6 separate regions of the Mus musculus genome follow, and all the other regions are linked to region 1. The links are chromatin loops, found by intact Hi-C in ENCODE. Cell type or tissue: heart. All regions are shown on one strand. Region 1 holds the start of P3h2 (prolyl 3-hydroxylase 2). Region 2 overlaps P3h2 (prolyl 3-hydroxylase 2). Region 3 overlaps P3h2 (prolyl 3-hydroxylase 2). Region 4 overlaps P3h2 (prolyl 3-hydroxylase 2). Region 5 overlaps P3h2 (prolyl 3-hydroxylase 2). Region 6 has its middle 53 kb from the start of Gm41436.

Region 1 (5,000 bases):
CATGCTGACTGCATGGCTGTTTATTTTCACAGGATGAGTATGCATCCTTCTCTTCTCCTGTTCGTCCGGAGAAGAGAAAATCTATTTGCCACGAGCTACAGACTCATCAGCAAAATGGCCACATCTCCCCCTTGCAGCCCAGACTCTCAAAAGGACCACACGACAGGATCACTCACATTCTGCTCTGGGAACCAGCTTAGTCCCTCCCCCAGAACTGACTAATTTCTGAAAGAACAGGAAAAACTGTGCCCTTTTCTTTCTAAAAGGCAGATTTATGCGTGATACATGTCTTCAGCAAATCCATTGGAAAGCACAAGAGAACAGACAACACACATGTCCTGGAGAGAATTCTGGGTTCTCTGTCAGTCCTTGACCCGAACTAGTCAACTCCTGAACCTCAGCACCATGCACACTGCTCTTGAGATCTGGTCTCTGTTGTGACCATATTAACTCCTCCCACTGCTGTCTGAAAGACCTGGATATATTGACTCAGAAAGATAGGCATAAGAAATGTGACCCTGAGAAACATGAGTTTGTGGAAGTGAGGGGCTGGGTAATTCATTCTACATTTTTGCCATGCAGCTAGTTAGGTCTTTTTAACTGGGGCTCTGGGGTATGCCAGTTTTGATTGTATACCTCCTGACAGCAACTCCGGGGAAGGTACATAGACGCAAGTAAAAGCAGAGAGCGCTGGGCATCTGAGGTGAAGTGGTCCTAAATGGTGGGAACCCCAGGAACCTAAACCAGTACCAAAGAAATCCGCACTTTCAGTAGATTGCCTCATACAGCTTCAAGCATCATTCCTCCACGACTTTTTATCTCGTTGCTCTTCTTTAGTTGAAGAGAAATAACTTTTAGGACCGTTTAGGGCCGTTTCTTAAACTTAGAAGATCAGACTGCAGAGTAAGAGGGATAGCTAAAAGGAGATCAGGAGTGGGCTATGTCAAAGAATTTACTCTAGGTCTAGGTAGAGCACAACCACCGAAGTGTTGAAAGACACTTTTGATATGCTCTTCTTGGCACAGCCCATTTTTGCGAGTGAAGAGGACGCTGAGACAGAGAGCAAAGCTGATCTGCCCACTTTCATCTAGTCTAGTCTCTGGGCTTCTACTTGCACGCAAAGCAGAGCCACTGCGAAAGGCTGGATGGAGTGTAGAGCAATGCTCCCTCCCACCCCACCCCCTATCCCACAAAGCCAACCCTAGGGTCACCCGCGATGGGCGCAGCCACGTTCAGTACCTTGATGTAGGCCCTCTGCAGGTAGTTGTAGGGAACTCTGCGTTGGAAGTCGCTGCGCACGTCCTCGCTGACGCGGTGGCGGGACGCGGGGCCGCCCAGGCGCTGGCTCTGGCAGCTGCGGGAGCAGCGCGCCCGCTCCAGCACCGCGCGGAAGAAGGGCAGCTCGGCTCCGGGGCCGGCGCCGGGGGGCGCGAGCGGACGGCGCGCCGCGCAGTGGCGGGCGCAGCGCGTGCGGATGTCCCGTAGGCGCCGGTGACTGCTCAGGGCGGCTTCCAGGTCCCGCACCGCTCGCTCATAGTCGCCGCTGTAGTAGGCAGCCACGCCGCTGGCGTAGAGCAGGTCGAAGGGCTGCAGCGGGCCGCGCTCGGGCTCTGGCTCCGGGGACCGGCGACCGTCCTGGGGGCCGCCCCGCTGCGGTGTGGGCAGCAGTAGCAGCAACAGCAGCGACACCCACGTGCTCTCCCGCATCCTCCGCCGGACCCGTGGAGGGAGATCGTCGCGCTTCTTGCCTGCCCCACCGCAACTCACGTTCGAGCCCCGCTCCAACTCCGAGGGCTAGCGAGCCGATCCTGCCGTGATCCCGCTGCGCGACAGCCCCAGGTGACCGCCGGCAGCGCTGCGGTCCTGGAGGCGGAGGCTCGCCCAGCTGGCCGCTCTTAAAGGGACGCCTCCAGCTCACACGCTCCTCCTGCCGCCGAGCCTCCGCGAGCCGCGCTCCAGCTGCCTGAGAGCTAGCACAGTCCTGAGAGGCCGACCCCTGGGGACAAGTTTTGCGTGTGGGGTCCCTTGTGGGTGGCAGAAGACGATGGTGTTGCTTTATCTTCAGCACTTGGGGAAGTGAGGTCCACAGTCGTTTTCTGGAATCTATGTGGACTTGCTCTTTGCAGTCCTTCACTCTTAGATGCAACATGAAGGGGCATTTCAGACTGCCTGAAAAGCTCTAGAGAAGGGGAGGAGGGCCCCTGGCCAGTTGAGTAGGTTTGAGGAGAAAGGGGTTTGCCCAAGTTTATACAGCTAAGAATAAGCAAAGGATGAACCTAGCTCTGCCCCACAAAAATAGAAGCTTCCCGCCCTCCTGTAGGGCAGGGTCTCCTCCCTCTTGCTTTCTCCCATGGCTAAGTGTGGATGTGTTCCTGTATTGAATGTGAAGACTGGGCAAGAACGATAAATAACCCGAGTTTCCTGTTCAGACCGCTGGAGGAAAGTGGAGCTGTACATTAAGTTCTGCCTTTGGCAGTTTTCCAGATGTGCACTGGGCCTCTGTTACTTACCTCATCCAAAGCAGCCAAATGCCCAACATGTCCAGTGATATTCAGACATAAATCCCTATTGTGAGAGTTGAACAAAGAGTCAGTTTAACAAACCCAGTACCCCAGGACTTAAGCAATGAACATCAATCTAGAAGTGGGAAACTTGACAGAAACAGCTGCCAGAGTCCAAGGAACTAGCTGGAGGCTTTCCTGTTCCTCCCCGTCTGTTGGGTCATAAATACCTTCTTAGCCAAGGTGTTCCCCTCTTTTCTGTCCCTTGGCTCCACACTCCCAGAAAAAGGGGGGGAAAGTGTGTTAGACTCTGGAGTCCAGCCTGCAATTCCCTGGGAGGACTTCTGTTTGTCTGGAACTGTCTGTGGGAATCTCACCTCAGTCTCTGGGCCATTGGAAAGATAACCAACGGGAAAGAACCGCATATATTGTCCAACTGACCCGAATTTGCTGAAGAAAGTCTTTGTGTAAAATGGTCACTATTCAAAAAAGGTGGCTAGTGTCGCAACCTTTCCCTTCTTCTTGTTGAGTTTCTCACCCTTTTGGCCATGAACCGCGCTGGCTAAATAACTCTGAAAAAAAAAAACTGATTCATGTACATATTAATTTTTACACCAAAATTCTCAAAATTGTCTATTTCCATTCATGGCAAATCTTGCCTTAGATGGTCAGTGCTCCAGAATTAGCAAAGAGTTTTTTTTTTTTTTCTCCTGGTGATGAACTGTTCAGATAAAGGTGGCAGAGTCTAAAATTATGGATCTATTTGGAGAAGGGTTTGAAGCACACGGAATAAAAAATGCTATCTAGGAGACAGATCAGCTGTGAAGATAATTTTGCATGTCTCAGCTCTACATCATAGACATTCCTATATCACTGAACACGTGTCACTAAATTAATATCTCTAAGTGCCTGCCCCTGGTGTGTGGATGATGGGGGAAAGAAGATGTGATCATACCAGTGTCCTCACTTCTGCAAGTTTACAGTGAAATGCAGGAAATGAACACAGGTCACAGGAGTCTGATACAAACTAAAAATGTAGAACATACTAAGTGGAATTCAATGTGCTCTGATAAAATAGTTGCTAAACCTTCTGCAGGACAAAGCTAAAAAAAAACTTAGGAGAAAAGACCCTAGACAGAATTCAAAGCCTATAGTCCATAGCTCACAAACAACCTAGTGGCTCCCAGTTGGGGCGTGTCTTTTAAGCTTTGTGTTGTACTTCTCTACAACATATGGTTGATTATTCACTTAAGTAACCCTTCAGATTTTTTAAAACATTGGAATGAGATGATAAAAATTTATATTTGGTCCTAGCTCTGAGGGATTCTGATTCAATTGGTATAGTGTAGTACTAAATAGCTTTGGCTCTGCTAGATTCACATGTTTCAATGCTTAGTCTATGGGGAGTGGCACTATCAGAAGATGTGGTCTTATTGGAGTAGGTGATGGAGGTAGTGTGTCACTGTGGAGGTGGGCTTTGAGGCCTCCTATGCCTGACTTCTACCTAGTATGAAATCAGAGCATCCTCATGGCTGCCTTCTGATCAAGATATAGAACTCTCATCTCCTTCTCCAGCATCTCGTCTCCCTGGATATTGTCATTCTTTCCTTCAAAATGGTAATGATGAACCTCTGAAACTGTAAGCCAGCCCCCAAATTAAACGCTCTTCTTTGTTAGAGTTGCTTTGGTCATGGTGCCTTTTTTTTTTTTTTTTTTTTTTTTTTTCGAGACAGGGTTTCTCTGTATAGCCCTGGCTGTCCTGGAACTCACTTTGTAGACCAGGCTGGCCTCGAACTCAGAAATCCACCTGCCTGTGCCTCCCGAGTACTGGGATTAAAGGTGTGTGACACCATGCCCGGCATGGTGCCTCTTCATAGCAGTGAAACCCTGACAAAGATAACGACCTAACCAATGAGATTTGCAGATGCTTCCCAGTTGTTTCTTTTCTGAAACCAAGGTTAAAAACCACTGTCTCTATAAATGCCTCATACTGAGGAGTAAGTCTGTGAGGTAGGGCTCCATGTGCTATGGGCATGTTCAAAGCCTGAGATTCTGGAGTATAGGGATTTGTATGTCTATCTGCTTTCTGCAAAAAGCTTAAGATGTGCCTTTAAAAGTTTGATTAGGTCCCTTCTAGTTCCTCCAGCACCGGGGTAGTTTGGGTGCGGAGTCTGCAGACACCAGCAGGCTACCCACAAGACCCTCCACAGGATCTTAAGTCCTCTGGTGAGTAGACACAGCTGCTGCTCCAATCCAATCGCGTGGGACCTGAGACTGCATTAAATAGGGAAGCAGAAAACCCGGCCTGATCAGGAGCACAAGTCCTTTCCGGTCACCATCAGCACAAGGGTAGCTTGGGCGCTGAGTCTGCGGACACCCGAAAGCTACCCACAGGACCCTCCACGGGATCTTAAGACCTCTGTGAGTGGATCACAACTTCTGCCAGGAGGCAGGGTCGAACACGAGATATCTGGGCACCTTCCCTGCAAGAGGAGAGCT
Region 2 (5,000 bases), 85 kb before region 1:
AGAATTAGATTTGAGTAGTTATCAGTAAATCCCCTTTGTTCATAATTTTAAAAAATGAAAAGAAAAAGCGTGGGTTAATATTTTTGTTGGTATTTTTCTGAAATAACCTCACTGGGAGTTTACTGTTTCCCTTGGAATGCTCTGATGCTGAATAGAGACAATAAACAGGCAATTTGTGAGAAATAGTCATTGCTCACAGGTGAGAGATTAGGGGAGGGTTCATGGGAACATATTATTTGCACTACCCCCTGAGGAAAATCTGTTGTGCTAGGTAGTTTTATGCCAACTTGACACAAACTAGAGTCACTGGAGAGGAGGGAGCTTCGATTAAGAAAACGTCTCCACTCTCCCTGATTCAGTTGCCTACCTTTGGATCCCTTTCTCATAGCTGGGTTGCCTTGTGTGGCATCAGTGGGAGAGGATGTAACTGACCAGACTGTAGATTCACAGGCCTGGGGAGGTTGATATCCAGAGAAGACCTCCCATTTTCTGGGGAGTGGATTCGAAAGCTGGGAGGGAGGACTAGGGAAAGAAGATGGGGCCTGTGATCAGGATATACAGTGAATAAATAGGTTAATTGATGAAAAAAGAAAGAATGAAGCAATAAAATGCTGCCCCCATAAGGCTCAGGCTGTAGGCAAACTGTAGGACGTTTTTTATATTGGTGATTGATGGCAGAGAGCCCAGCCTATTGTGGGTGGGGCCATTGCTGGGCCTGTGGTCCTGCTGAGGTTTTCCTCTGAGGAATTTTCACTGATTGTCAGGAAAAGTGTCTTTTCCTTCCTACCTTTACAGTAGTGTTCCTATAAAGACTCAGGTCAAGAGTTGGGTGTTACCCTTTCTAGACCACAGATATACAAGGCTATTTCTCTTATTTGATATTTATTTGATTAAAAAGTTAGGCTGGCTGGATTTATGTTAACTTGATACAAGCTAGAATCATCTTAGAGGAGGGAACCTCAACTTTTAAAACACCCCCATAAGGTTGGGCTATAAGGAAGCACATAAGGCATTTTCTTAATTAGTGATTGACAGGGAGAGGGCCCGGCTATTATGGGTGCTGTCCCCCCTGGGCTGGTAATCCTGTTTTTTTTTTTGTTTGTTTGTTTTTGTTTTTGTTTTTTGTTTTTTTAAAGCAGGCTGAGCAAGCCATGCTGAGCAAGCCAGTAAGCAGCACTCCTCCATGGCCTCTGCATCAGCTCCTGTCTCCAGGTTCCTGCCCTGTTTAAGTTCCTGTCCTGACTTCCTTTGATGATGAACACTAATACAGAAGTGTTAACCAAATAAACCCTTCCTTCCCTCCCCAGTTTGCTTTGTGTTTCATCACAGGCAATAGAAATCATAGCTAAGACAATGGTGATGCAAAGCGGAGGAGTGGAGCTTAGCAAAGGCTGGTTAAACTAAAGTCCAAGTGAACAGCCAGCCTTAGCCTCTACCACAGCATAGGAACAGGGTTTTTCTAGCTGGAGGTGAAGAGGACTGATGGGTTGTCACCATAACTGTATGGAGCCAGAAAGGAAGACTGCTCTAGGGAGGAGCTGCCATGGCGGATGCTGAAGCTGAGGACTGAGAAGCAGTGGATACTGAGGAAGAAGAGAGAACTAAGTCCCAAAAGTATCTAACCAGTGTCAACCTTGAGCCCTCTCATGGCTGGAGTCAAGCTGAGTACCCGAGGAGTCTTGTCCACCACTCCAAGTAGCCTTGTGGCTGTCCTCCATATGTCACCTCAGCATAGGAGCTTTCTCTAGTCTCTCATACTCTGCTACACTCACACTGACATCTTTAGAGATATAGCAATTTCTTAACTGGGCTCATAATGAAGGAGGCAGAACTGGGAAAGGGGAACTCATAAGACTAGGAGGAGTCTAAGGGAGGAGGCTCTGGCTCAACTGAAGCCTTGCTCAGTGGCCTTTATAAGCCTCTCATCGCCTGTGGGTTGGGTACATCATGTGAATCCACAGTACTGGGTCAGTTATCTCTGTCACACACACACTAACTTTTATATACACACAGCGAATTTGTACAAATTCAAAAGAAAAGCATCATTGGTATAACTGGCTTAATACATCCTAAAAACTAAACATAGTTATTCAGAAAGGCTGCCTCAATGTATAACAATCTCTGCTTAGACAGGGTCCCCAATGAAGGAGCTAGAGGAAGTACCCAAGGAGCTGAAGGGGTTTGCAGCCCAATAGAAGGAACAACAATATGAACTAACCAGTACCCCCAGAGCTCCTTGGGACTAAACCACCAATCAAAGAAGACACATGGTGGGACTCATGGCTCCAGCTGCATATGCAGCAGAGGATGACCTAGTTGGTCATCAATGGGAAGAGAGGCCCTAGGTCCTGTGAAGGTTCTATGCCTCAGTATAGGGAAATGCCAGGGCCAGGAATGGGAGTTGGTGGGTTGGGGAGCAGGTTAGTGGGGAGGGAGTAGGGGATTTTTCAGAGGGGAAACTAGGAAAGGGGATAACATTAAAATGTAAATAAAATATCTAATTAAAAAAAATCTCTGCTTAGGGCCGCCTGGGCCTTCTTCACTTACAGAAGAGCAGCTGATGCCTATTTTGAAGCCTTCCTCTGGAACAGCAGATGAGGGGGTTCTATGTTAAAAATATAGACTTAAGGGACTTCATGAACACACTCTCATGCATCTTCCCTTGGCTACATTAAGTTATTTCTCAAGACAAAGAAGTCTATAAGAGAGAGGGTCCAGAAGTACTGTTTTTCCTCAGCCTAGCAATGGTAGAATCTAGACCAGTCAGCATTATTGCACTTTCCATGTACAATCCCTACAGAGGGCAATGGTCTGGTCGGGGGTCCTGACAATAATCTTTTTTAAAGACTTATTTATTTTTTTGTATTTGCATGCTCTGTCGTCATGTACACCTGTGTGCCAGAAGAGGGCATCAGATCCCATTACAGATGGCTGTGAGCCACTGACTATAATCTGTTAAGTATTCTCTCAACAAGCTCCTGGTGAGTCAGTGATGTTTGAAACTGCTTGGACAAGATCACAGTTGTTGCCCTCTGGCCTGCAACCATTCTCTAAGGGTAATGAAGGGCCTATGGTATAAGGTATGGTAGCAGGTCTCTTTGAAAATGCTCCTGCCCTTCAGTTGACTCTTCCATGCTCTGTTGCAGTTTTCTGTCATTACATCCGTGTCCCCTTGATGCTGGAGGACAAAAGAAATCCATTGCATACAATATTAGTGGTATTTCTTACTCTTTTGTTATCTGGAAGCTGTGAAAACTCTTAGCCTTGTAGACTTGCATCTTAACTTCTATTATACTTTCACTGTGAAATATCATTTATGAAGCGACATATGTTTGAAAATTTAAAACCATCTTTAAGTTGAAGAGATTCCCACACTACATTCTCCATTGAAATCTTAGGGCTTCACAGACATCTGGACCAACCCTACTCTCTACACCAGTGTTTGAATCCTCTGCAAGAATCTCTCAAATGTTCCACGATGAATACACCAATTGACATAAAATTTATTATCTTCCAAAGTAACACCTTCCACCTTTGGACAATCCAGACTTTCTAGCACTGCTTAAAATCTGCCTTCTTCGAGTTTCTGCCCGTGGGTCTTGGTATCATCACAGTCTTAAAGATAAGTGCTTAAAGTCTAAAACAGTGATGTAAGAGCATCGGTTGAGGTTATTTCTAAAAGAAACATTAGATGCCCTATTGCACTTAGCTGAGCCTTAATCCAAACATATGGTGTGATTCTCTCTGCACCTGGAACTTATCCTACCATGTTTGTGTCCATTGAATTTGCTCTCCAGTCCCCTTACAGCTGTCCTGTCAGAGAGGTGAGGTCTAATAATTCTCAAGGATTTTTGTTTAAAAAAGCTGTGATATATGATGTATAGGGTGATCTCATTGCTTTTTTTCACAAGTCAGCTGTGACTGGATCATGAAATTCTATTTAGTAGTACAGGTTTAAGCCAGCTCAGCTGTCCTTGCAAGAAAAAAATTAAAAACACCAAAACTATTTTGCTGGTGGTTCTCCAGTTACAAGAGTTTGGGAATCATCCCCCAAATATTTAAGAAAACAGATATTGTTTCCAGAGGCTAAATAGTGCACACATGGGATGTGTGAGTTCTGTTGACTTGAAGGGGTCAGCAGCAGCATGGCAAATATATCTGACTCCTGACAATAACCAAAGCGAGATCCAAAGAAACTTGGGCAATGGGAAATAGATTTCTAAGGTCCTCTGGATTTCTCCTTAGCACTTTCAATGCCAGCGGCACACAGCACTGTTTGTCGCTGAGCCACACCCCTAAACCCCAATGCTTTATTATCCTGGTCTGAGATGCAAAGGGCAGCCAATGCTACAGTCCTCCTTAGAAATAAGCTTTGTTTGTGGATTCACAAGCGAACAAATGAACATTAATTAGCTCGCAGTACAGTCCATTTTCGGGAAGGGTTTTCTTTGCAGCTTTCAGGATCTTGCATATGTTTTGGGACATCACAATTTTGTGAATTGGCCCCAAGGGGGCAGAAAAGTGCTTTGATGCTAGAGAAAAGTTGCTAATGTCACAGGTAAAGACAGCAGACACACACACACACACACACACACACCCCTTTGCCTTACTTTTATAGTTTTTAAGTACATTATCATATTTCACCAAATATTATTCTACGACAGGTGTTAAAAGTCTCCTCTTTATAAGTAACAGAATGAAGACTTGTGATAGGTCCAGCAGACATAAACATGCTACCAATTTGTGTAATGCAGACTTAAAGAGAGAATAGGGTACAGGCAGTTGCTTATTCTACATGCATCACTTGGGATCTTTATTTCTTGTATCCCAATGACTCACTATTTCCAGGCAGAGAAAATAGTTATATTTTCCTCTAAAGCAGCCACCTGAAACTCCTTATATGCAAAGACCCAAACTATTAGGAAAATGAATGCAGAAAGAAATACAGGAAGTTCTGGATTCTGGAGAATTCTTCCCTCTCCAAAACGCAGCAGGAAGAT
Region 3 (5,000 bases), 120 kb before region 1:
TAAAGTCTTTTCTTTGATCTTTTATTACAATTAGTTTCACTATCTTCATATCAGCATATTGTCCCAAAGAGAAAAGAAAACAAAGCAAAACAAAAAAAGATTGTGTGCACCTTCCTAATTCTCCATGTTACATTGTTTATTGAACAGGGAACTGAATTATGCATCACTGAATAATGATCGAGTGGAGATAATCCATATTCTAATATAATAGTAGGTTCTTGACTGTTCTAAGGAGAAAGAGCCAGTTTGTGTCAAGCTTTCCAAATGCACCCGTGATGGTAGATAGCCTTTCAGTCTACACAGACATGGCACGTCCAAACACTCCTATATATCCTATATATTTTCTTCCAATTATATTATGTCACCCAAGGGCTGATTGATTGCAAGATTCTAAGACCTGAATCTTCCAGTTTATTGTGGCAAAGCCATAAGCTAGTGCCCTCCATTGACAGTGGTCCCTTCCATTGACATGGCCTTTCTCAATCTGAGAATAGGTTGACTGGACTGTGTCATCCCAAACAGGCAACTCAAACATGGATAAGCTTGAGTTATTTAAAAACAGATGAGTTGACTTCAATTATATTAAAAATGGTTTTTCTTAACTTCAATTTGCTTAGTAATAACACACAGTTCACTATACAGAAACATGACCCTGATTTCAATTTAATATAGTAAGGGAATTTACCATCCACAGGCAAATTTTGAATATGATCAAAATGTGTTGTATGAAAATTTCAAAGAACAAAAACCATCTTAAAAAGGAAATTTTATAAAATTTGTTAATAAAAATAACATCCAGCCTTGTGCAATGAGTAATCACAGAAAATTGGGATTTGAAGAACTCTTTGGCTAATTTCTTCATTTTAAAAAAGAATCTCCATGGGCCCGGCGTGGTGGCGCATGTCTTTAATCCCAGAACTCGGGAGGCAGAGGCAGGCGGATTTCTGAGTTCGAGGACAGCCTGGTCTACAGAGTGAGTTCCAGGACAGCCAGGGCTATATACAGAGAAACCCTGTCTCAAAAAACAAAACAAACAAACAAATAAACAAAAAAAAACCCCAAAAAACAAAAAAACCCTCCACATTCAGGAGAAAAGTAATTCCTTAAAACCATACAGAAGTGAGTGGGAGAGCTGGATCCAGGATGAAGCTCCTAACATGCAACTTGAAGAATAATTCCATAGCTTGCACTAATCTACTGGAGTTGAGTTCCCGGCACCATCTCCTGCCCCAAGCATCTCATCTCACTGTAGCCTGTTTTGCAAATGGAGAACTCACCGGTTCTCATCCTGCCGTCCTCCATAGCTGATCCAGTAATTCTGTTTACAGTTGAAGAAAAGGTATATACATTTAGTACTAAAATGACGTTTATAGGAATAAAAATTTAAAATACTCCTAATAAAATACTTAGAAAACTTGAAATATTCAGAAACTTATACTCTGTATTGACGAAGAGGAGGCTAATACAATTTTGCCAAAGACACCATGGATAACAAATGAATCAAAAGACCGTATGGAATTAGTTAGGTGCTTGGTCCTCTGGTTCTGGATAGAGACTTGGAATTTGATAACAGAAAGGGCTTCGAAGATCCCTCAATGCAAGTGCTTTGTGGATAATGACTAAAACTTCAACAAAGAAATCCAGCTGGATTAGTTATCTGTACAGAACCATGAAGTAGGTGTTATATTTTGGGGTCCCTTGGGAAAACACAATTCTTCAAAATACTAAGTAGGAACACATATATGTATTATACCAGAAATATTACCTTAAACTAACCTAATTTTAAAAAGTGTTCTGCTGCCAATAAGACATAATTAGGAATCAATTAAAATACACTATAATTAATGTTTTCATCAACACACTAACATGAATATTGCATAAAATATTCAGTAATTAATAGATAAGTGGAAAAAGTTATACATGGGTAATTCAAAGAGGAAAAAAATATTATGTGAAAAGGAGAAAATAGTATGAGCTGCCTTCAGAAAAATAGAAGTTAAAATAGTGATGGCATAGCATTTGCACTTAACATATATGAGGAGGGTGGATACTTTTCCTCTTGTAAGGTTGCTAAATTTGTACTTTCCTATATCACTAGAAACAATGAAGGTGTCAGAAACATTTTCTTTAGAAAATAAGTTAAGGTTCAAGAACTTCCAGACCCCATTTTCTTCTTGCAATGGGAGTCCACTCTTTGGATATATTTGAAGTAATAGTTTAATAACCATGATCCCTGGACTATGTATTTTCGAAAGAAATCAGAAATAGTTAGAATATCAAAAGAATTAATCTATATTAAATTTATCTAGGTAGCCAAAATATTTTAAATCCTTAACAACCTAAAGAACCAGGTAAATGTTTCATGAAATAAAAACAAGAACTTGCATTAATCTATAGCAAGGGGCGGTCTGCAGAGGGCGCTGTGCCCCGGCTTGATCAGAGGACAACACATGAAGCAGAGAGGACAGTGCAGAGGCTGACTCCCAGTGCCTTCTGAAGATGGGGCTTGTTTAACCCATTAAAATGCATTAAAAAATCAAAACTTTACATTGAAATGCTAGAAAACTGAAACAAGACAGGCAAATGAATCATGCACAAGATATTTGCTTCTGACTTTGGATCTCAGCCTCATGGGAATCTATCAAAATCTTTAAAGTTCATCACTTGTATAACATAAAGACTTCTTTCAACTGCTTAATTTAGAGAGGTTATTAGACTCTTCCACTAATGTGGGTGGGGCATTAATATTTAAATATCCACCAAGAAGATCTTTTAAATGGTAGCTTTATTATTTTTCAAGCTTTCATAATTATTTCTTAAATTAATTTATTTATTCACTTTATATCCCTATTGTAACCACTATTTTCTGCTCTTAATGGTTAAGAGCACTGTCTCCTCTTCCAAAGGACCTGGGTTCAATTCCAAAGGACCTGAATTCAATCCCACCCATATGATAGCTCACAACTGTCTACAATTTCAGTTTCAAGGGATCTAACACTCACACATTAATGAACATAAAACACAATTAAATAAGTTATTTTTTAAAAGATTTTAAATAGCAGCTCATTTTCTCGTCTTATTTTTACCGGTTCAGCATATGAAAATCCCAGGCCCTCTGCAGCTAACTTGATCAGTTCAGCTTCAAGTTTATGACGTTTGACAAATGCTGTTAAATCCTGGAAAGAAATAGAATTCATATTTAAATAACAACTAAGAAATGTGATAGATGCTCAAGTGGAACTTTTTGTTATAATAGTCAGTGAGCTAACATAAAGATCAGAGTTGCAAATGTGGTCCCCTAGGCAACAGGTTTGTCACAAGATTGTGCCTATGAGAAATATGTACTTCCAATATGGAAAAAATTTGAAAGAATTAAGATCTGGAACAGACATTAAATCTCTGATGTATCCTTAAGGACAGTGCTTATTTTTGCCATTGTTGTTTGTTTCTTTTTAAACAGTTGTCCCTGAAACACACTGCAGTTTAAAGAGATCTCTCTCAGAACTCTAGTCTCACCTCCCGGGCCTCAATGGATGCTGGATCAGTGCTGTCATCCAGCAGACTCTCATAGAAGTCTACATTGTCCAGGACATCCTCATTGTCTGGATGGAACATCAGGTAGGCTTTGGCGCACTCCAAGGCTTTCACATATTCACCAACTGGAGAAACAAGGTGTTGCCACATTTGAATCAGCCAGATTTGCCCAGATGACTTCAGAGGGAAACTTCAATGTGTCTCTTGATGTCAGCATTGATGATAATAAACGGGAGACAAACTAAGGTTGAGCAAAATGGCCAGAAGCACTTACACAGATGATCAGTTTCAGGTACTCAGATGGGAGGACCTTTGGTGGCTTTGGTGCTGGACACTTTGCAGAAATCCTCTATAGTTGCTATTAGAAAAATGCTTATTGGTAATTCCTGGAACACTACAGCAAAAATGTGTGAATTAACTGGGACTTGTTTTGTACTGTGTGGCCCATGTAAATATTCTGAGCATGGAGTTCTAATATGATGAAGATAATAAGCACCTGGCTTACCTAGTTTGCATTCATTGGTCATGGTGTGCACATGAGTGAGTAATCACTGTCATGGTGCCAGGACAATAAATAACACTTTACTCTTGGAAAAAGAGGGAGTTTGCCAAGGCAACTTTAAAATGTTGGTCTGAATCCTTCTTCTCCTCCTCGTCCTCCTCTTCCTCAGCATCACTTTAAAGGAAAAATATTTCTTTGTAGCTGACCTGATAAAAGGCACTGATGCTGAAGACAGGGAGAAATAACAAGTGCATTGAGCCAAGAAATCATGACCTGTCAAGCAGCCAGTCACTTCTCCACAAAGGGAGGATGTGGACATGATAGTGACTTAGGTGATAAATACTATTAGCTGCTTCTAAGTATGAGAGGGAATATCCAATATCTCCTCTTCAGTAAAAAGGAAACTAAAGCTATTTTGAATTACTAAACTTTACCTAGGGGATTGTGGGGCATCTAAACATTTTATAATATATTCTGAGGAGGAACAGTGGAAAATACAGTCCATCTGGAAGGAAAATTTGGCAATGTGAATCAAAAATACGAATGAATGAACTATTTGACCTGGTAAATGAACCTCCAGATATTATCCTTTGAAATATGTATATAGATATGCAGAGACATGTGTAAAGTATTATCCACTTGAAAGGTCATTGAAGTCACAAAAGATTACAAACAATACACTGTCCCTCAATAGGAAGATCATAAGATAAGTTCTAATACAATGGTATCTAGGAATAAAGAAAGAGAGAGCAGGAAGTTCTCTCTGTACTCATCTATTCAACCTAAACAATAACATACTATAATTTAAATTTGACCCCCAAAATGATAATTTCCTATGTCTAACTTAGTGAAAGCCATCTGGCAAGTGTTAATTAAAAATGATACAGAAGATAGTATAAGGGGCTGGTGAGATGGTTCAGTGGTTAAGAGCACTGACTGCTCTTCCAAAGGTCCTGAGTTCAAA
Region 4 (5,000 bases), 140 kb before region 1:
ATGCTACAATTTATTGTGATGGAGTGGCGGATATAAAATTAGTACTAAAGTAGGGTGCCGAATTTTCCACAATTTGCTGTCTAGACCTTTGCATAGAGCAATGGTGCTGGCATTTTGTAGATTAAAAACACAGGGAAAGAGAAACTACAGGGGAAGGAGGATGCGACACATCCTAGAAAGTTATCTGGCCTCTGCTAGGTTCTGGCCATTGGTGCCTTTTTTGTCTTTCTTTGTGTCTGAGCTAGTGCAAGCTGTTCTTACAGCCCCGACATAAGATGCTACTGAGGTGCGCGCCTTTCCTGGCTGCCGACCTCCCCTGTACTTTTCTTCTGTTCATCTTCTGTTCAGTTCTGACCTAAAGCCCTACCTAGACGTGAAGAGAAAGTGTTTTGAGGGTGTAGACAAAAATAAAACGTTCTTTTCAAACTCCTGCTGCTGCTGCTGAAACTGGATTTAGTTTAGCTTAGAAATTTAAAGGGAAAACTATGCACATCATTTTAAGGCTAGAATTTCGGGGGCTGGGAGATGACCTTGGTTACGATGCATAGGGTCCTTTCAGAGGCCTTGTTTTCAGTTCCCAACTGCCATGTCTGGTGGCTTACTCCAACTCCAGGGGGATAGGTGTCCTCGTCAGAACTCCACTTACACTCACAGATGTGCACACACAAACATAATTTAAAGAAAGAAAGCATGTTTAGCTCTATTTAGTGCATCCCTTAAATTCCAGCACTGGGGGCAGAGGCAGGAGGATCCCTGTGAGTTCAAAAGTAGCCTTGTCTACATTGTGAGTTTCAGTACAACCAGTTCAACCTAGAGAGATGCTACAATAACAAGAAACAAACCTTTAAAGGTGTAAAACACTTTATCGACATTCAGCTCTTCAGTAGACTCTGAAGTCATCAGTAGACTTCTGTGTCAGCTTCAGATCTACCCTTAGTGACCACCACACTCAGTCTCTTGAGCTATGGTGACGCTCTGATGGATATTTTTAAGCTGATGATATCACTGAGTCAAGAGAAGGACTTGGAAGGTACTCCCTAAAGGAAATGGACTGCTTTCTCCCTGGAGTTTCTATTCTGCCTGCTGGTCTGAACTGCAGGGCTCTTGACAGATTGAAACAGTGAGTGTCCCGGACACTTCAAATATAATGTTATTTTAAAATTCAACTTAATAGTGTAGCAAATACTAATGGTCTTCCAGGTCTCTTTCGTCTTTCCCATGCATGCTGCATGAACTAGTCAGAGTTGTTTGAATGCTTTTTTAACTTTACTCATGACCAGGAGAAAGTCCCTGTCTGTCTGTCCGTGGTCCACTGGTACCATGGTACAATGGTGCCAGTGAGTTCAATAGTCAACATTTGCTGTGACAACGAAGATGCGCTAGTGGATCTATTTCTGCACATGTCTTCACAGTTAGAATTCAACTGGGTACAAAACTTCCTTCCCAGCCCCTCCGCTTTCCCCAAATCTTACTGCAAAAGCCACTACAGACTTAGGGATGATGCAAAGGACTTTACAGAGTAGTCAATCCAGAGAGCCTGGTGTGGACTCACCAGTTCTCGGTAAAGAGGGTCCAGTGTAAACCATAGTGCCACAGCACAGCGCTGGCCTCTGGTGACCGCCTTCACGCCATGAGGGTTCTCGCCGCCAGACGAGAAGCTGATCATTCGGCCACACTTTGGTTTTATAGAGGCCTGAGAACAAAATGACAATTAGACTTCCAGTTCCTTACCACGTGACCTTCTATCATTCCTTCGGTGTGATTACTCCCCTCAGCTAAAATTTGAAGCAAGGAACAATGGGGGTCCTCATAATGGAATACTGAAAACAAAAATCGATTCTCATTTTTTTTACCTGTAAAATATATAAAGTTTCAAAATAACATTTCCCTTATATAATAAGAACACTTAGGTGACCTGGGTGGCAGGTCCCATACACACAGGAATCACGTGGCATGTGCTCTGGTGACAGCCTGCCCTCTCAAGAACACAAACCGTCCACTTTACTGCACTACATCAGCTCTTCATTCTATCGATCCATTGATGTTTAATGTGAGTGTGCATCCTGGTCCCTGTAAAACTGGAAGGGAACCAGGACATGAGGGGTACCAGAGAAGTTTTACTGGTGGCCCCAGTGGCAGTTACATGGTTGCACACCCTTGGCAGTTTTCCAGCCAAACACCTATGGTTTATGTAGCTGTCACTGTACGAAGCTTTGAATTCACTTCCTTTACATTATGCTTGTCCATGGGTCATACAGGTATCACGTGGTTGCCTCCAGTGGTGAGAACACACCACCCCTCGAGCTGACCCACTCACGGTTCCAGAGGTCTGAAATGACTGAAACAACAATTCAAAGCTTGCCCGATGCCCAGCTGTCTGCTGACTATCAGCAGGGCAGTCAGTGCATTCAGGGAACTGCTGAGGGCACCGAGCTGAGAATCTTAAGTCTGAGCAAGCGTACGCCACTGAGTATTGGAGGCTGTGGTCCTATGTCTTAAAAGGTGTGTAATAGGATTACATGTCATTTTGCATCCTTTAGGGGATAATGAGAGCTTACTCATTCCACTGAGGTTGTTTAAGAGCAAACAGCACAGCAGCAGCCATTGTGTGTGTGGGAAGACAGGGGCATTCTTCAGCTATGGGACTATGTCTTTCTAACCCTCTCAGGAACAGATCTGAATTTTTCCTAAAACCCTTCAGTGCGATGTAAGATTAACTCTTGTCCTAGGTCTGAGTGCGAGAAGGCAGAAGTAGGCAAAATCAAAATTAAGAATCCCAGTGTGCGAGTGTGTCTGTGTGTGTGTGTGTGTGTATGTATTTGGTTGTATGTGTGTAGGTCATAAACACATGTACTAGTGTCCATGAAGTCCAGAAGAAGGTGTGAGTCCTTAGAATGTGGAGTCTGAAGCAGTTGTCAGCCACCTAATGTAGGTGCTGGGAACAAAACAATCCTTCCGTATCCAATGAGGGGTGGGGGAGAAAGGACCCTGCCCACTTCTCCTGAGATTGGATTATGTTTGTTAAGGGAAAGCAGATACATGAGAATTCCTCATCTTTAAGAACTCCTACCTTAAAACTCTGCTAAATGAATGAACATGATTGAGCTAGTGAGCTTTTCCGGTTTTCCACTTTTTTTTTTTTTTTTTTCATTTACTTTTTGGAGGGAAGTAGATTCTGTGTTTTTTTGTAGGTGCCGCAGTTATTAGAAGTGTAGAACTGTTCAAGTGACACATCTCCCACCCCTTCCTGCTTTCACACAAAAGCAGCAGGTTGGTATTTAACATACACTCAGCAAAGACAGAGCCAGCCCCTGTACCATCAACCAGGGGCACTTCCAAATATGGCCACTAGATGGAGTAGAAGCAAAGGAATCCTCAACCAGCAGTCTGATTTTTCTTTCGAGTGATTTAAAATAGGAACCTTTTTCTTCTTCAGTTTCCATGTTTTCAAAGTTTGGAAATAAGACGTTTTGTTCACAAAGCTCCTTCACAAGTGAGAATCCTTTTCAGGGATTTAAACTCCAGCCCAGATCATCAATCCTGGTTTATATCCTCAGAGTCTGAAGCCTCAAACTACTTACTGACTTACTTTTTAAACAGTGAATCAGCACGTCTGTTTGAACATACATTGTTGTGTTCAAATGCAGGAAATATTTAAAATTATACCTGTGTTTCTGGGAACTATTTCAACAACCCGCAATAGGAATCTTCTTTAAGTCAGTGTGTAGCCTGAGATATCACCCACTTTAAACCACCATAGTGTTCCATGAATATTTCACCACTGAAGAAAATGGGTAAGCTAAAATTGAATGCACAAAACATGGAGAGAGTCTGAAATTCCCTTACCTATGCACATGTCTCAGCTGCTTAGATTTTGCAGGAAGAAAGAGACTTTGTAATCAATAATTTATAATTCATAAGTTCTTCTTTTTGTGATTTAGTGTTCTTATAGTGAGATTGATCTTTGGTGTAATGATCAAAAGAATCTAACTATATCGTCTGTGCGTGCTAAGGATGCTGGTTTTTGAAGGCATTTTTTTTGACTGTTAATAAAATAGTTGACTGTGACATTTGATTTAAACACTACTGAATATAAATATCCATTTGGAGTTAAAGGGTTCATGGCTTATCCTTAACAGTTTATACCAATCTGCATGCACATGTGTACCCGTTTGGGAGTTCGTGCTTAGCCTAAGCACTCTGGCTCCTGGAAGCCATTGATCTGTCTGTGATGTGAATGCTTTGGGGACTCGGGCTGGAAGTTCCCATCAGGTCACTCGACAGGACCTCTAGGCTTTGATTCCACACCTAACATTTTTTAAATGACTGTGATGAAGTTCTTAAAAACCCCGTTTCTCACTTTGCTCATCTTCAAAATGGACTGAAATGGCGACTTATGCTTTAGTATTTTCATTATGTATAGACCACCAGAACCCGCTTTACCTCTTGAGTTCTTGAGCTCAGAACTACTTAAAATTCAGCAATCGGTAAGATCCTGGGAAGATGGTAAGACTGAATTTAAAATGCTAAACCAATTTTAGGAAGAGGGTTACTTACAGTCACGGTTTTAGCATCCATTTCTGTGAAGATGAATTCCCCTCCGTCAAAGTCGTCATTCATATACAGGAGAGCACTGCAAGGAGGGGGTGGGGCAGTCAGTGACAATACAGTCCTCAGCAGCCTCATAGTAAAATACAGACGACCAGTGAAGGGAGCCACCTGAATGGGGAGTTACCTTTGATGTTGGTCCCCCCAACCCTTGAAATTAAGCTCAGGGGTGTCTGGCTTATACTCTGGATGCTTATTGGTTCCGTTTCCATATGGTTTTGGCCTTGTTTCAATGCTCATTTGACATTGTCAACAGTTAGTCAGGCTTGATTTCAGATAGCTTCTAAATCCAGCCACATTGCTTATAACCCTCGTTTTCCCAGATATAAAAGGAACCTTGGGGGATGGGCTTTCTTTCCTTAGCTTAGGCAATGAATTCCTTGTGATCTAGC
Region 5 (5,000 bases), 56 kb before region 1:
CCCCTCTCTTTGGGTCAGCACTGTGTTCTCCTGGACTCACCTGAAGTGGCATAGTGTTGAATAAGCATCCTGTGGCTAAAGATGGACTTTAAAACTGAGTCTATTAAAGTGAATTGGGGGAAGTGTTCATATTTTTCATTGACTTCAGAATATATAATATTGAAAGTCTCTCTAAAAACCCTTATCTATCAGAGACAGAAGCTAAGAAGTGATGAACTTTAATAAGGTTAACTATCCGTCTTCAGGTCCTAACTGTACTGATGCTTAGAGGATAGACTGAAATAGTGGAGACTTTTCCCAGCAGCAGTTCCTTGGGATGCCCTAGAATCTGAATTATAAACACACACTCAGCTGCTCGGGCCTCCCCTATTTCCTCTGCCTGGGGAATGTCCTCAAATCCGGCTTGGCCCAGACTCTAGTCTGTCTTAGGAAGGACATGTTTCCCTGTCCTCAACTGTTCAAACAGACCCTCCCCTTCACCACAGACTACAAACATGCTTTTGGAAAATGTGACCTCATCCCAGGGTAAGCTAGGTTCATTTATAGCCATGAAGACCCAGGAGCTGCCGCCAGCCCTGCAGACATGGGAGGAGAAGGGAGAAATCTGAAAATAAGGATTGGGTATATAGTGGGTGTCTGTACTACCTACAAATTAATTTTGAAAAATTTGTATGCATTAATTTTAGATTTCTGCTTGGCTTTGACAAGAATAATCAAAGACACCAGTCGGGAACTGGCTATCAATCCTGTTCTAAAACTCCATCCCAGAGCTACTGGAGGTGATTTGCAGGCACATGGGAGCTGAAAAGCACAGGTTTTCTTTAATAGTGAGGTTATAAGGCATTGAGTCATAACCAGATCTGTGCCCACTGGTTCTGAGCCCTTTGACCTTCTCTCCATCCCAGCTCTTTCCCCCTGCCTCCCTGCTGCTCAGGGATGTTTTCTTCTCTCATTCCACCGAAACAAAATCCTCCTGCACACGAAGTGAGCACAGGTTCTCTAACATCCCCATGATGGTCTACAGGGATGATGGAGTGGCCCGTGTTACACTATATCTCTCAGCACACTCTCGAGACCATAACTACAGGGAATGTAGAGGTGGTAAAGATGTCAGGTCTTCCTTTTGGACAGTTTTAAATTCACCTACATTTCAAAGAAAGATAAAATGTTGGCATCTGGAAGCATTCTTCCACAGAAAAGAAGGAACAATGAGAAAAATGAGAAAGGAGGATTTAGAGTAGAAGCCTACTTTCTGAACAGGAGAAAGATGGGGTAAGGATCACCCCATGAAACTCCCTTCCCATCTTACTCTCACAGGTCCTTCGAACAAGGATATGGAGCTTCTATTCAAACTGGGACAGCCATAAAGAAGACAATATTTTTGATATCCCTAGCTGAGGAAGATGGCATTATTAGAAAGAATACGAACAGCTGAGGCAGATCACAAGAAGGCAGAAGGTCTTCACCCTCCCTACCCACACATCCAAAAGGAAAAAGAAAAAAAATAATAGATGACAAGCTCTTACAGTTCCCAGAATCACCCTGCATCCACACTTGATCTAATTCTGAAAAGGAAAAAAAAAAAAACATATTGTTCTATGTGGTCCCTCAAAGCGCCAACAAAATGCCTTGAGGATTTTATTCCCTGCTGATCTATCAGCTTGCTGGGGAAGTCTTTCTCCAAGGAGGCAGGGATGAGTGTCGATGACCCACACATCAACCAGTCAACAGCGCCCATTGCACTTCTTCCTGGTCCTGCTTCTAACCTCCGCAAGAAGACAATGGGTTCTGATGACCTCTCTGCCCACCAGGGAAGTAAAATGTCAGCAAGATGGAAAAGAGCCACAGCCTTTTGGAGATGAAAACAAAGGTCAAAGTTCTGAGATGGAATGGGGAGGACAGAGTCCCAGGAATGCTAACAGCAACTTGGCAGCCGAAAGAATGAGCAGGGCAGAGGGGAGTGGAAAGGGCTCAAAGTGTATGTCAACTTAAAGGAGTAAAAGAGGAGTAATTGTCTTGACAGATTCAACAACATGCCTGGAGGCAGAGGGGAGCAGGGCCCCGAGCTTTGCTGAGGCACACAGTAAGTTATAGCAGGGACATAAACAGCACAATCCAGTCTTCCCTTGGGCTACTGCTGTTATTTTAACCCTGTGCAAAGGGTCATGGTGTTCTTGCTCTGATAATAAAAGGATGCTGGGAAAGGACTAGAGAAGTCACAAAACCAAAGGAAATTCTCTAAACAAAGGCCAGATTTAGTTCAGGGAGAAAACAACCAACTCTTGCCAAGGAGTCTTTACTGTGATACCATGGCTTCCTTCCTCCCCCGCCATCGTCTCGCTTACTGGATAGGGAGCCACTGCTAACAACAGCAGAGAGCTGCATGGCCATTCTGCTCTCATACCCAAATTTCTAGATCCTTCTCTGCTGCTGCCTTAGATAAAGACTGAGCCTCAGTGAGGAAATCAGGTCTGACAGGCAGCAGATACAGCAAGTGACAAAACTGCACTGGCTTCCTACCCCTTTTCTATAGTTCTGTGGCATGAATCTATTATGCTAATAGGTGCTGCATTGGCATAGCTGTCTTCAGTCTGTCATTGGTATTGATTATTGGTCCCTTGATCCTCACAGTTCTCTGCAACATGCACACTTTGATTTAGGAGGTGTGTGGCATGCATTTGACTAATGCAGCTAGGTATCTTTGGCTGTATTAGGTAGCATCGAAAGTGGATATTTGCTCTCTGATAGTAGGGTAAGACACTGAGTGGTGACTGGTTTTTAAACACAATTCCTTCACTACAGATTCAGGCACAATGTTAAAGTGAAGAAAACAGGGTCCAAGGAGACGAGAGATCAATGACTAGCCAGAACTGGAAAAAGTCAAACTTTCAATATGTCATCCCACACATTGCTGCTCCTCTCCAAGGTCTCCACTATCAGTGTCTTCCACTCTGTCTACTACCCACCCTGTCTGCTGAACTCACTGATTTTCACAGAGGTCAGAGTCTTCATTCTGGGATCATCATTTGGGTGGGAAAGAAGAATGAAATGCCAGCTAAGGGATGACAGTAAAGGGCAGTTCTGTGGTACCAGGCAAAGACCACTAGCCATGCTGACATCTACTTTTGACTTCCACACAGTGAGAAGCTGCAAGCATTCTACTAGTAGTCTGAGATTTGGCAGGGCCAAGGGTACCATCTGGATGCTATGTAAGTTATATTTGGGGAACCCTAAAGGTGGGAAAATAAGAAAGTTTTCCAGGCAGAAGAGTATAACAAGAGGGAAACTCAGAGGAATTTTAGATTCCTGGGATACTATGACTGCACAAAATTAAGAATTTTCTTCTGAGACAGTGGCTTTATCTAAGTCACTTAAACTTCAAAATTTTTGAATGTATTTGTTTAAGGATAATCTAATATCTGAGGAAATACCTGAGTTTTGTAACCAAAATCTGGAAATGGTTGGACAAAAGCCAACTTTGTAACTACCACATTTTTCGAAACACAAAGCTTTTAGGTACTTATGCCTCCTGGAGTGAAGGGGATCATGGTTGCAGACATCTTCCACTGTTGGTAAAGGATCAAGCAACCCAAGGTCTCTGTTTGAAAAGGAGGCTTAAGATTTATAAGGCTTGAGTCTTGCCACTCCTTCAGAGGTCAATGTTGCCAAGTTTCTGAAAGTCAGACATGAACCTGGAACTGTTTAAATTCACGTACTAATTTTGTGGGAATTAGAGGAACCGTGAAGGCCAAATCTGAATTGAGGGATATTTCCTGGCTAATGATCAGCAAGACTCAGACACATTTCTCTCCCGGTTGTTCTAACTTCCAATGCTCTTATGGCTGTCAGCATTCAGTCAAGTCCAAGCTCGTTTGCTAGTGCACTGTATCTTAGGCAGAGTGACCTAATTTTTGCCTCTGCTTTCTGCTTCCTTGGAAGAGCTATATTCTCTGGGGACAAAGAAAAGATTTCCCATCATACTACAATGCAGTGCTATTTTTATTCCATCAATGGGTGAGCATGCTCATTAAGCTTCAGACAGAAAAGCAAAGAGTTGTAAGACAGTCTGTCCACAGACATGCTGTAGTTGTCAGATAGCAAGCAGCAGGGAGGGCAAGGATGACTGACTTATGTGTTTTCCTCTCACCTCCCTGTAGACCACTAGCAGCCTGCTTCTTCCTTGGAGAAATGCTCTTAAGTATCCTATCTTTAATAGTGCCTTAATGCCTCCAAAATTAGGATACTGCAAAGGACTGGAAAGAATATATGTTAGAACCCTACCATGCCTGGGTTCTCCCTCATGTACTACTAACTAACCTTGGGAATGTCTCTCCCTTCAGGCATCCTTTCTCTCCTGGTGGAATGGGAAATACAACTGTTCATGGTTGTGAAAATTCCATGAAAAAAACCTATCTGATGAGCCTGGCATATATCTGGGATTCAGCAAATGAGAACAGCACTGTCTTTCTCCCCAAGGACCTGTGACAAGCTCATTTACTATTTGCATCTCAGGTTGCATGCCACAAATAGAACTCAACTCTTTCTTTGAAAAATGAATCCCAGTTGCCATAATATCCTTCATCCTTCACTCGGGCCCATCTTATGCCAGTTGTATGTGTTACCCTTCAAAATTAGATTAAAACGCTGTCACTGCTCTCAAGTCCTCCCTACTTTCCTCTGTCTTCACCTGTGTCTCTGTCCCTTGCGTTTGCTTTCCACTCATTCTGATTCTACCCCCAGAAGGTTTAACCCATGAAGCAAATGCCATTTATTTCACTATTTGCAAAACTCCTTACACACAACATTCCCATTTAATAAATTCAAATGGAATGAATGGTAATTTCACACTTTCGTGATTCGACTCTACTGGGAGAGGCAAGTTGTTGCCTATGCATCATCACATTGCACACTGAATGCAGACTTTTCATACACGTAAGTCGTGACGTAGTAGGTATGTAGCGAGTACATGCTGATTATTAATCACGTCACTATTTTAAGTG
Region 6 (5,000 bases), 93 kb after region 1:
TGTTCTGATTTAAGCATCCATAAAGTGAAAATATATAATGCTATGCTCGAAAATCTCTTCCTGGAGTAACCTTGAGGTATGAAGTACTAAATATAAAATAATCATAATCAACTGTACAGCAAACCTTGGTGCATCTTTTGATAAGAATAACCTAGGCCTAGTGTTGGCATCTTGTTAGACCCTTAGCAATATGGAGGAACAAACATGATTCCTACTTACCCTTTATTTTTAGATAGTTCATATTTTACACCATGATAGATATATAAAGTATCTACACACAGTTTAGAGAACACTTATGTTTCAGAGCCAATCAACTTGACTAAGGTAGTAATGTTAATCAAAATTTTATACCTGATCATTCAATTTCTTCCCTTTACTCAGATAATACTGTTCAAGCCACACAAGATACTTACCCAGGTGCAGTTCTGCAGTGGGGACAGAATGTTCAAAGTCTTCGCCCTTTCTATTTACTTGCCAGAACAGGAAAAGAAGCAGAGGACTTAAGTTTTCCAAAATATATCAAATATTGGAAAATATGTCCTGAGTTCCAGTTTTGAGTACTTTTCAAAAATTTAAATGTAGTGTCTGCCCATTTTCAATAGAGTCATGAAATATGTGATAGAAATGGACTTAACTAAGCTATTCTTTATTTTTTTTAAGGCAAACACAATGCTCATCTAAAACTTACCCCCTTATAACCCACACCACAGGCAGCTGCGTTAGAAACACCATTTTTAGAAAAACACTAATTTCATATAAAAGTCAAATATTCGTACTCAAGAATACTAGATGAAGGGTAAGTAGCTAAAATATATAATTAGAGAACATTGAGATCAGAAAGGCAGTGGTTGCTGTGCAGAGCCTTTTGTTTTCTTTAAGCTGGTTACTAGTAGAATCAACTGCTTTTGTTGTACTTTCATCTTCGCTGTAGATTGCCTGATACCACTATTTATGAGCCTGCACTACAAAAATGTTCACTTTACAACACAATTCCAAGAATTAGATGCTCACAGCGATCCGCAAGAGAAACAAGAATGACAGTGGCATTTGAAGTCACACTTCTCAATGCAAACACAATATCTTCATCTCTAAATACTCATTTTGAGAATTCAATTCCAATGAACAGAATAATGAGGATGTTGCTGTAATAAAATCGATTGATATGGGGCCAAGGAGGTGAGTATGGGTTAAGAGTGTTCACTCTTCAGTGAAACTGAGTCATTTATGAATCTTTCACTAGAGAGCATGACATCACCAGCCATCCCTTTAGAACACCAGGCATGGGTCTTAGGGAATGATATTTGGGGACCAGAGCCGGGCGTGGTGGTACACGCCTTTAATCCCAGCACTCGGGAGGCAGAGGCAGGAGGATTTCAGAGTTTGAGGCCAGCCTGGTCTACAAAGTGAGTTCCAGGACAGCCAGGGCTATACAGAGAAATCCTGTCTCGAAAAAAACCAAATAAATAAATAAATAAATAAATGAATAAATAAATAATAAAATTTAAAAAAATATATATTTGGGGACCAGAAGCTCACTAGTCCAGGATAAGTGGAAGAACTTGAGACAACCTAGCACCTCTGGAGTGACTGGGGCTTCTCAGACTTCTGGGGAACTTTCAGTACAGTTCAAAGGCTCACTCCCTGGGAAGGTCGGAGTAGGAAACCTGCAAAGACCCCTAAGGAGATGACATGTGTGTTCATGGACTGGTTCAGAAAGTGAAGGTTTGAGATCTACATTACACTAGGCAACACAAAGCCTGAGAGATTCTGGAAGGTTTATTTTGATTTTCACACTCTTTTGTATGTGACACACAATAAGAAATACGTTTTAAAATCACAGCCCAATATATATGCTGATATACATGTATATATCTAATTGACACAATTTACCAAAGAAATTTTCATTTTTCGCTAAGAATTGCATTCTGACATTTTCCCTATCACCTTATAGAGATATAAGTAGATAGACAGACAGACAGATAGATAGATAGATAGATAGATAGATAGATAGATAGATAGATAGAGTAGTTCTGGACTTGACCAAGTTTACTTAAAATTCCACTCAAGGAACACAAAATAGTGCTTGAAAATTACTGTGTGGAAGGTCTTCTTGGAAGTAAGTCGCTGCACACTATGTGCTTACACAGAAGAACACTGGCAGCCCTGAACCACCTTGGTCAGTTACAAAAAATACTAGAAGTCAGGATGAAAGTGCACTTAAGGTAGCAAATGAAGTTTTGGCATCTGGAGAAGCAGAGGAAAAAGTAAACCAAAATGTTCAAAATTCCACTCTACAGCTTTGAGTGAGGGAAGAGAACTGGAAACCAAACCACAGTATGTTTATACGAGGGAAGTTAATGAAATGTAATTATTCATGGTGATTGCTTTAGGCATACATTTTCCTATTGATCTTAAGATCAACACTATTGTCTGTGTATTTAGAGTGCTCTAAACTATAAAACAACAACATAAATTTTTGAATGGGTTTCTTGTCTATGAATGTTTGTGAAAATCCAAGAAAGGTATGTTATTGTGCCATCTAGTGGTCTGTTTTGTTATTAGCCATCGTAAATTAACAGACTGCTGGGGGGACCAATGAAAACAAACGCTAGAAATGAACATTTAACAATAAAATATACTTTAAATATATTGGGAGCAATCTGATACTATTAGGAAAATCAAAGGTTGATTTTTATCCTCGTCTGTAGATTCATATGTATCACCTGTTTTTCTCAAAAATATTCCAACTTCTAAAATTCTAATTAAAAACCATAAACTGGTAGGAATAGAGCTAACATGAAATAAGCAATATATTTATAAAGAAAATGATATAACTCTACAAAAACCACAGTAGAACGGCTGGAGAAATTGCTCAGCGTTTAAGAGCACTGGTTGTTCTTCCAGACACTCTAAGTTTAATTCTAGCAACTCTACAGCTCACAACCATCTATTAATGTAATATGATGCTATCTTCTGACATGCATGTATATATGCAGATAGAACATTCATATGCATAAAATAAATAAGCAAATCTTTAAAAAAACCCAATAGAATAAAAAATATGCCCCATGATGTTTAAATGCAGATTTGCTGTTAGCCAGGTGTGGTTGCCTATACTTGTAGTCCCTGAAGTAAGGACGTTGGGGTAAGAGGACTGAGGGCCAATGCCAGGCTGAACTACACTGTCTCAAAATAACAGAGCAAAAGACAACAAAGAAGGCTCACCATTGTAAATATGTATACTGTTCTCAAGTCCCCAAATCACAGACAACAACATCCTCCAACAGATTTTCCTTATCTCATTAACCAACACAAATTTTCTCCAGATTTCAAATGAAAAAGAAAGTGTAAGATAATTGGCAAATTTAAAAATTAAAAATATACAAGAATGATAGGACCAGTGAGGCATAATGGAGAAAGGCGTTTGCAGCTTGAGGATGCAAGCCTGAGGATGCAAGCAATGTGGAGACATGGACATAGAGAACCGAGTCTACAAAGTTGCCCTATGAGAGCCATCTGTACCTTGTGGCCCACCCTGCCCTTGGGAAGTATTGTCCAATAGGTCCATGAGGGCAATGGAAGCAGTGACGATGAAGCAGGGGAGTTGGAAAGCCCTATGAGCACGTACAGTCGTAAAGTGAATAACCACACCGGGACCAGCTGCAAGGAGGTAGATGCAATTTTGGGGGGTGATTTTAAAACTTACATAATTCTGGGAGACTTGGGGTAGGAACATCCAGGATGGGCAATGGTCACACACACATATACATATCATAGACATATCACACATAATACATCTCTCTCTCTCTCTCTCTGACACACACACATACACACCCTTAACACTCTTACTACTAGTACTAGTCTACTGGCAGTAAAAGGGTTTTTATTGAATATTTTCTTTATTTACATTTCAAATGTTATCTCCATTCCCAGTTTCCCTTTCTCCCAGAAACACTCTATCACATCCTCCTTCCTCTTGCTTCTATGAGGGTGTTCCTCCATCCACCCAATGAATTCATGAAATTCTTAGGCAAATGAATGGATCTGAAGGATATCATCCTAAGTGAGGTAAAGCAATCACAAAAGAACACACATGATATGTACTCACTGATAAGTAGATATTAACCCAGAAGCTCAGAATACCCAAGATACAATTTGTGAAACACATGAAACTCAAGAATTTCATGAATTGATCATTTTTAATAGCTGAGTAGTACCTCACTGTGTAAACGTACCACATTTTCTGTATCCATTCCTCTGTTGAAGGACATCTGGGGTCTTTCCAGTTTTGGCTATTATAAATAAGGCTGCTATGAACATAGTAGAGCATGTGTCCTTTTTACATGTTGGAGCATCTTCTGGGTATATACCCAGGAGTGGTATAGTTGGGTCCTCGTGTAGTACTATGTCCAATTTTCTGAGGAACCATCAAACTGACTTCCAGAGTGGTTGTACCAGTTTGCAATCCCACCAGCAATGGAGGAGTGTTCCTCTTTCTCCATGTCCTAGCCAGCATCTGCTGTCACCTGAGTTTTGGATTTTAGCCATTCTGACTGGTGTGAGGTAGAATCTCAGGGTTGTTTTGATTTGGATTTCCCTGATGACTACAGATATTGAACATTTCTTTAGGAGATTCTTGGCGATTCGATATTCCTGAGTTGACAATTCTTTGTTTAGCTCTGTACCTATTTATTTATTCATTTATTTATTTATGTTTTTTTTCGAGACTGTTTCTCTGTATAGCCCTGTCTGTCCTGGAACTCACTTTGTAGACCAGGCTGGCCTCAAACTCAGAAATCTGCCTGCCTCTGATTCCCAAGTGCTGAGATTAAAGGTGTGTGCCACCACCGCCTGGCTGTACCCCACTTTTAAATAGGGTTATTTGGTTCTCTGGAGTCTAACTTCTTGAGTTCTTTGTATATATTGGATATTAGCCTGCTACTGGATTTAGCATAATAAAGACCTTTCCCTGTCTGTTGGTTGCCTTTTTGTCCTATTGA

Evidence for each region. Peaks named below come from ENCODE experiments on the same cell type or tissue, not always from the same donor. Only the 100,000 strongest peaks of a DNase experiment are listed, where the experiment ranks them.
Region 2: a loop joins it to region 1, with 8 times the contacts of the local background. A loop is called at or near these places in 11 of 42 quality-filtered maps.
Region 3: a loop joins it to region 1, with 2.9 times the contacts of the local background. A loop is called at or near these places in 6 of 42 quality-filtered maps.
Region 4: a loop joins it to region 1, with 5 times the contacts of the local background. A loop is called at or near these places in 7 of 42 quality-filtered maps.
Region 5: it touches region 1 in a loop (2.3-fold over the local background); 4 of 42 quality-filtered maps call a loop at or near these places.
Region 6: a loop joins it to region 1, with 2.6 times the contacts of the local background. A loop is called at or near these places in 8 of 42 quality-filtered maps.

Annotation. Positions count from the first base shown.
Region 1 is chr16:26,103,977-26,108,976 of GRCm38, forward strand. It overlaps P3h2 (prolyl 3-hydroxylase 2), which reads right to left and starts at 1,837. Exons shown (of 15, transcript NM_173379.3): 1 at 1,240-1,837. The coding sequence starts at 1,707. In heart, CTCF peaks have their summits at 1,263 and 1,923; DNase peaks (open chromatin) are centred at 1,315 and 1,875; H3K4me3 peaks cover 2,570 bases; H3K27ac peaks cover 2,933 bases.
Region 2 is chr16:26,019,040-26,024,039 of GRCm38, forward strand. All of the region lies in intron 1 of P3h2 (prolyl 3-hydroxylase 2), which reads right to left. Among named protein-coding and RNA genes, the nearest start is that of P3h2, 84 kb to the right of the region's middle. In heart, CTCF peaks have their summits at 2,909 (motif pointing right) and 4,499 (motif pointing right); no DNase peak of the experiment used is centred here.
Region 3 is chr16:25,981,416-25,986,415 of GRCm38, forward strand. P3h2 (prolyl 3-hydroxylase 2) reads right to left here. Exons shown (of 15, transcript NM_173379.3): 5 at 3,517-3,659; 6 at 3,087-3,176; 7 at 1,278-1,318. Among named protein-coding and RNA genes, the nearest start is that of P3h2, 120 kb to the right of the region's middle. In heart, a CTCF peak has its summit at 2,416 (motif pointing right); no DNase peak of the experiment used is centred here.
Region 4 is chr16:25,964,172-25,969,171 of GRCm38, forward strand. P3h2 (prolyl 3-hydroxylase 2) reads right to left here. Exons shown (of 15, transcript NM_173379.3): 13 at 4,558-4,633; 14 at 1,553-1,693. Among named protein-coding and RNA genes, the nearest start is that of P3h2, 140 kb to the right of the region's middle. In heart, no CTCF peak of the experiment used is centred here; no DNase peak of the experiment used is centred here.
Region 5 is chr16:26,047,608-26,052,607 of GRCm38, forward strand. All of the region lies in intron 1 of P3h2 (prolyl 3-hydroxylase 2), which reads right to left. Among named protein-coding and RNA genes, the nearest start is that of P3h2, 56 kb to the right of the region's middle. In heart, no CTCF peak of the experiment used is centred here; DNase peaks (open chromatin) are centred at 434 and 2,214; H3K27ac peaks cover 4,491 bases.
Region 6 is chr16:26,196,795-26,201,794 of GRCm38, forward strand. No RefSeq gene overlaps it. Among named protein-coding and RNA genes, the nearest start is that of Gm41436, 53 kb to the right of the region's middle. In heart, a CTCF peak has its summit at 2,547 (motif pointing left); no DNase peak of the experiment used is centred here; H3K27ac peaks cover 166 bases.